2 separate regions of the Homo sapiens genome follow, and region 1 is linked to region 2. Evidence: chromatin loops called from intact Hi-C (ENCODE). Cell type or tissue: Panc1. All regions are shown on one strand. Each heading gives the region's core, and the rest is flanking DNA. Links, peaks and the distances in the headings are about the cores only. Region 1 overlaps NRG2 (neuregulin 2). Region 2 holds the start of PURA (purine rich element binding protein A).

Region 1 (2,903 bases), core at 169-2,668, 75 kb after region 2:
CATATTTGTGAGACTTGTGGAATTGGTGATAATATAACAGAAGAGCATAAACTGCATTTTCTTGTTTTCTACTATGTGGTTAAAGAAAACATGTACTGGTAATGCTATATTAAATAAGGAAACAAAATCATCCTAACTAACCACAACACTGTCCTTGTGCTTAGCAGGAAATAACTAACAAATTCATTTTCTGTTTTCTATTCTAAAGAAAGCCCTCTGGGCCACAGGGTCATTGGGAACATTTTCTCCTTGGAGCAGATTTGCCCATTGCAAAATAGGGAAACTGGCACTTGGAAACTGTCGTCATGGCCGTTACATTGAGCAACTGAGGTTGCATTGTTGCTTTGTTTAGCTAGTTTCAGGTCTGAGTGTGTGTAGGTTCTGAGAGGTGTGGTTCTCTGGGAAGTCACCTAGAAAGCCCGTGGGTTTTTTTTTGGAGGGGGGCAAAATATGGAGGGATAATATTGTGTTTAAAAATTGGCCTCAGGAGCATCAATGCAGGAGGTCACACTGGACCTCTTCTTATCAGTCCTCATAAATGGCTCGTTTCCACCATGAAATGTTGACTTGAAGTCTGTGATCTAAGGTGGGGAAAGGTAGACAGGGGTCTTTCTGGAAGAGCAAGACCTGCCAGAGTGATATTTTTACATATCTAATGTGTATCATTTATCCAGAAAGAGTACATCTGGTGATAGAGTTGAGTAAAATCTTTGCATTTCTTAGAAGATTGCATTGTATGGAGGGAGGTGTTTTCTGTGCCTTCTGTGGAAAGGCGAGGAAAAAGAGTTAGAAAGGCCTTGCAGGGATTAGCAATTCTGTACAATGTTATAAAAACATCATGTTCTGCAAATAGTCCTGCATTTTAAAAGATGGTTGCATATATTTTGGTATAATTACACCCTATCTTGTTGTTTTCTTATATTCATGTTTTTAAGCAGTTTCCTTATTGAATAGATGCAGTAAATAGCATAAAAAATGAAGATCATTTCTTTCTTTGGGATTTCCTGATTAGCAGTTTTCCAGTGTATAGTGTACTTTGTTGCTACAAGGAAAGGTGTATTCCTAAGGATTTTTACATTCTTTAGGATAGTTTTAAATTAATGTGGCACCCAGATTCACATATTAGAGAAAGGTGGTTCACAAAATTCAGTATAGCAAAAGCGACTACATATTTTTTAAATGCTGTTTATTTAAAGAATCTTTTCTTCCCCAGCCAGCTGGAAACCCAGCTGTGCTGCAGCTTGAAGATGGGAAAGTGAAACTAGATTAGAAACTGACCAGTCCTAGTGATGAGGACAAGGCATGGTTGTAGATTTAACGATTGAATTACCACCCTAATGTCATTATTTCTTGTAGTGGCTGCTTTCCTCGGCAGACTGCATTCTTGGGGTAGGAACAATAGCTTATCTTTGAGGTCTTCTTTCTCCTAGTTCTCCTGCCCTGCCGCGTTTCGTACTTTGCCTGGTTTATAGAAGGACTCTCCATCAGTGTCATTTGAATGGATAAAGTCAAGTGAAGTTAAAGAAAGCCTCCAGATTAAAACTAAAACAATCTTAACTCTCTGACCTGTGACATCAAGTCCTGTGCTGAAAAGCTGAGTTTGATGATAGCCTTTACCTGTCGCTATGGGAACCTTTCTTCCGAAAGAATCATTATCAACTAGAGTACTTAACCACAATGTGCTTAATCATTGTGCTGATTAGTGTTAATGGGATTTGAGCACTGGAGAATAAAGATCTTGCTGGAAAAGACCCTCTTATTTTTTTTTCTTTTGGAAGGTAGATTACTACTTGCCCACCCCCAAATTTAAACAAAAATAAAACAACCGTCGGTTTGAATTAACAAACAGTTTGAGAGCTAGGGATGGTGGTATATTAACAATCTAGGTGACTAACTTCCTCTCGGCCCCTAATCAAAGCAAGTGTGCTTCCCCTTTACTATCCTGTTTTATCTAGGGCATTTTAATTTTATTTCCTAATATCAATTAGTTTTTTCTTTATAAAATTATATTTATATTTTTGGAGCTGTAGCACATTTATATGGCTCAAAATTCAGAAAATACATAAAAATATATGATGAAAAGTTTCCTTCTTAATCCCTGTTCTCAGCTACCCCGCTTTAAGGCTCTGTGGTAAAATATTCAGGAATAATTTATTCTTGAAGTGTGTGTTTCTCTAAAAACACAATGTTTTTCAAAGCAGTCTTTTTTTTTTTTTTTTTTTTGAGATGGAGTCTTGCTCTGTCGCCCAGGCTAGAGTGCAGTGGCACATTCTCAGCTCACTGCAACCTCCGTCTCCCTGGTTCAAGCAATTCTCCTGCCTCAGCCTCCTGAGTAGCTGGGATTACAGGCACCCGCCACCGCGCCCGATTAATTTTTGTATTTTTAGTAGAGACGGGTTTTCACCATCTTGGCCTGGCTGGCCTCGAACTCCTGACCTCGTGATCCACCCGCCTTGGCCCCCCAAAGTGCTTGGATTACAGGCGTGAGCCACCGCGCCCGGCCCAAAGTAGTCTTAAATTTTCTTTCAACAGAGGGAGAATGTTAATTTTGCCATTAAGCCAATTTTGTGGTAAATTCTTCCCAGGTAATACATATTTTCTTAACCTGGCCCAAGATCTTATCTACCTAGTTCCAGTGATCTCTGAGTCCTCTATCTCAAGTATCTATTAAAGGATCCTCTTTTCTCCTCAATACCTTACCTCACAAATATAATTCTGGACTCAGGAATGAAAATACCAACTTATTTTTCAGATACTTTGCCGTTAAGTTTTCCCTGACAATACATTGTATAAGTCTTAACTGGGATGCTCAAAGGAGAGATCCAAAGGTTTATCACTGAGATTTAGGGCTGCATCTCAACCCATACAGCAATTCTTATTGTTTCACACGCTTGGTGATCTCA
Region 2 (2,846 bases), core at 1-2,500:
GGTGAAGCTGCTCACAGGCAGCCCGCTTCTCCCTCTGCTTCTCTTGAATCTTCTTCATCTCCTCCGAGTACTTGCAGAAGGTGTGTCCGAACTTGGCCCACACCTTGTAGGGCACGGTGATGGAGTTGCGATAGGTGGGCTTCACCTCGCTCACTCGCATAAACACGCCGTACTTGTTGGAGCCCACATCGAAGAAGAAGCGCTTGTTGTCCACAGTCAAGGAGGTGCCCTCGGGCAGCTCGGCCGGCTCCTCCTCCACTCCGTAGTCGTCGATGAGCTTGGCCAGAGCGTCACGGAACTCGATGAGCCCCTGCGCGGGCAGCGCAATGGTCTGGCCCTGCGTGGAGCCCAGGCCAGGCCCCCGGTTGACCGTCTGGCGGATGCGCAGGAAGCGGCCGCGCTGGTTCTCCTTGAGATCCATGTAGTACTTGCGGTTCTCGCGCACCAGGAACTCGCTTTTGAGCGCCCGGCGCGGCTCGTCCTGCGCCTGGGCCAGGTCCGGCGGCTGGCTGGGGCCCAGCTGCGCGTAGTGCTCGATGAAGTCGCCCAGGTAGTCGCGGAACTCCACGGCCACTGACATGGAGAGAGTAAGGCGGCTCTTGTTGCCGCCCGCGCCCACCTCGGCGATCTTCAGGAAGCGGCCCTTGGCGTTCTGCTTCACGTCCAGGTAGAAGCGCTTGTTCTGGATGTCCACCCGCTTGGAGGCCAGCTCCTGCGTCTCGTGCTGCAGCCCCCCTGGGGCCCCGCCGCCGCCGCCGCCACTGCCGCCGCCGCCCCCGCCGCCACCACCGCCCCCGCCGGAGCCTGAGCCCGAGCCGGGGTGCCCCAGGGAGCCGCCCGAACCCAGCGCCGCACCACCCTGCTCGCTGCCGCTGTCTCGGTCCGCCATGATGCTGCGCTCCGCTGCCGCGCCGCCGCCGCCTGCCGCTCCGCCCGCCGCCTCAGTCGCCTCAGCCGCCGCTGCTTTCCCTCCCCGGCTCCGCCTGCTGCCGCCGCAACCCCCACAGCCAGTCAGCCACTCTCGCGAGATCTGCGGGAGAGACGAGACAGACGAGACCCGGTAACAGGGCACTGACTCCCCAGTACAGTAGCAGGGCGCCCTACTGTACGCGCCCACCCGCCCGCCGGCACGTGACCTGCGCCCCCTCCCCGCTGCCAGCCCCCCGTCCGCCCGCCCGCCAGGCGGCGCCCACCCACCGGCCCTCACCCTACAACCCTGGCTGGGTGGGGGAGAGGGAGCAGGACGCGCAGCGTCGCAGCTGCTGCTGCCGCTGCTGCCGCCACCACTGCTACCACCACCACCACCACCACCACCACCGTGGCTGTCGCTGTTGGGCAGACCCTAGGCGGCCTCGGCCTGGGGAGTTAGGGGACTAGGGGTGAGAAGGAGTCTGCCATACTAAGCACAGAGAGTGGGCCTAAGCTCTGCTTTCCAGTGACCCCCCAAAGAGGATGTAGGAGGAGGGGCCTGCGCGGCGCAGCAGAGCCCCCTGCAAAGAGGGGACACCGAGTCACGGCCACCCCCTCTCATGCGGGCCTCAGCAAGACCCAAACCCAAACCTAGACAGGCCCACCCGCCACCCGGCTGGGTTGTCTCCTACCGCAGAGCCTTGGCCGCTGAGGCAGGCAAAGAAGAGAGGTGGTGCGGTGGTAACCCTTAGCTGCAGAGGGGGCTGCTGGGGATGAGGTCGGGGCGCCGGCAGCAGTGGCGTGGAGCAGCAGACACCTAGCCTGTCCCTCCCCTCTCTCTCCCGCCGCTCCCCCTCCCCGCACACACGGCAGTGGCTCTGGCCTCAGATGATCCCGCTCCCCCCTCCCCCCAACCGCAGCCCCGCACAGTCGGGCGGGCGGGCGCACTCACCGATGGGGGGAGCCGAGCAGAGGACAGTAGACGCACCAGGGCTAGGGTGCCCGCAGTGACTGTTCCCGTCGACTCTGCCCTTCCCCACATGCAACAATCAAAAAGAAACTCCACACTCACCCAAAAACCTGCAGCCAGTCCCCCTTGGGACCACGACTGACTGCCTGCCCGCCCGCCTCCCCCTCCTCCTTCTGAGATTTGGGGAAGGGGGGCACCCTGCTCAGGGCTGAGCCCAGCCTGAGTTGCTGGCCAGCTCTGCGGATGAACCAGGCCCTGTGAGCATTCAGACCCTAGCCCACTCTTCTTCCTTTCTGGAAGGACCCAGAATGGAGGAGAAAACCAAGCAGGCTTTCGGAAATTCATGAGCTAAAAATGTCAGGAATTTCCTGGGAAACGCAGTTCCTTACGGGATTCATTAAAGCAGGTTCGCTTGCCCCTTTTACTCTTCCCAGAAACTTGTGTCAAGGAGAGATCCCACTCCCAAAAGTAACATATTAAGTGGTCGCTGGTTTTTATGCAGACAGCTAAGTTGCTGACCATTAATTAACCAGTGAGTCTTTGGACGGTGATAGCTAAAAAGGATCTTCTCTGGTATTAGGGGCTCAGGAGTAGAGGAGCTCAGAGATACCTGATTTCTCTTTTACTAGACCTGACGTATAACCTAGGGCTTATTTCCAGATAGGTATTGAGTGCTTGTACTCTCTCACTGCAGTCTGCAGCCCTGGCACTCTGGGGAAAGCTAAGGCCTATCTCCAGGGGACCCCCCCCTGCCAATGCGCCCACTCTCTCCCCCATCACCTTCTACAGGCAGCTGAGAGACACAGATCACACAGCTCTGCCCCTGGCTTTCTCAAGCACAGATCGTTGCCTCTATCCTGAGAAAAGTATACCTATTCCATTTGTGGGTTCTATTCCCATTGAGCATCTCCCGCTTCCCCCAAAAGTAAGGAGACTTGCCTCCCTCACTCTTAGCCCGAGGGACAAC

What was found. Hi-C counts contacts between places; a loop is a spot of excess contacts. Peaks named below come from ENCODE experiments on the same cell type or tissue, not always from the same donor. Only the 100,000 strongest peaks of a DNase experiment are listed, where the experiment ranks them.
Region 1: a loop joins it to region 2, with 2.4 times the contacts of the local background. A loop is called at or near these places in 10 of 110 quality-filtered maps.

What each region holds. Positions count from the first base shown.
Region 1 is chr5:140,037,228-140,040,130 of GRCh38, reverse strand. All of the region lies in intron 1 of NRG2 (neuregulin 2), which reads left to right. Among named protein-coding and RNA genes, the nearest start is that of NRG2, 4.6 kb to the left of the region's middle. In Panc1, for the core only: no CTCF peak of the experiment used is centred there; a DNase peak (open chromatin) is centred at 1,390; H3K4me3 peaks cover 1,755 bases; H3K27ac peaks cover 2,437 bases.
Region 2 is chr5:140,112,225-140,115,070 of GRCh38, reverse strand. PURA (purine rich element binding protein A) reads right to left here and starts at 962. Exons shown (of 1, transcript NM_005859.5): 1 at 1-962. The coding sequence starts at 889. RefSeq lists enhancers at 1-414, 1-432, 445-514 and silencers at 1,095-1,334, 1,705-1,784. In Panc1, for the core only: CTCF peaks have their summits at 1,008 and 1,208 (motif pointing right); a DNase peak (open chromatin) is centred at 1,018; H3K4me3 peaks cover 2,500 bases; H3K27ac peaks cover 1,648 bases.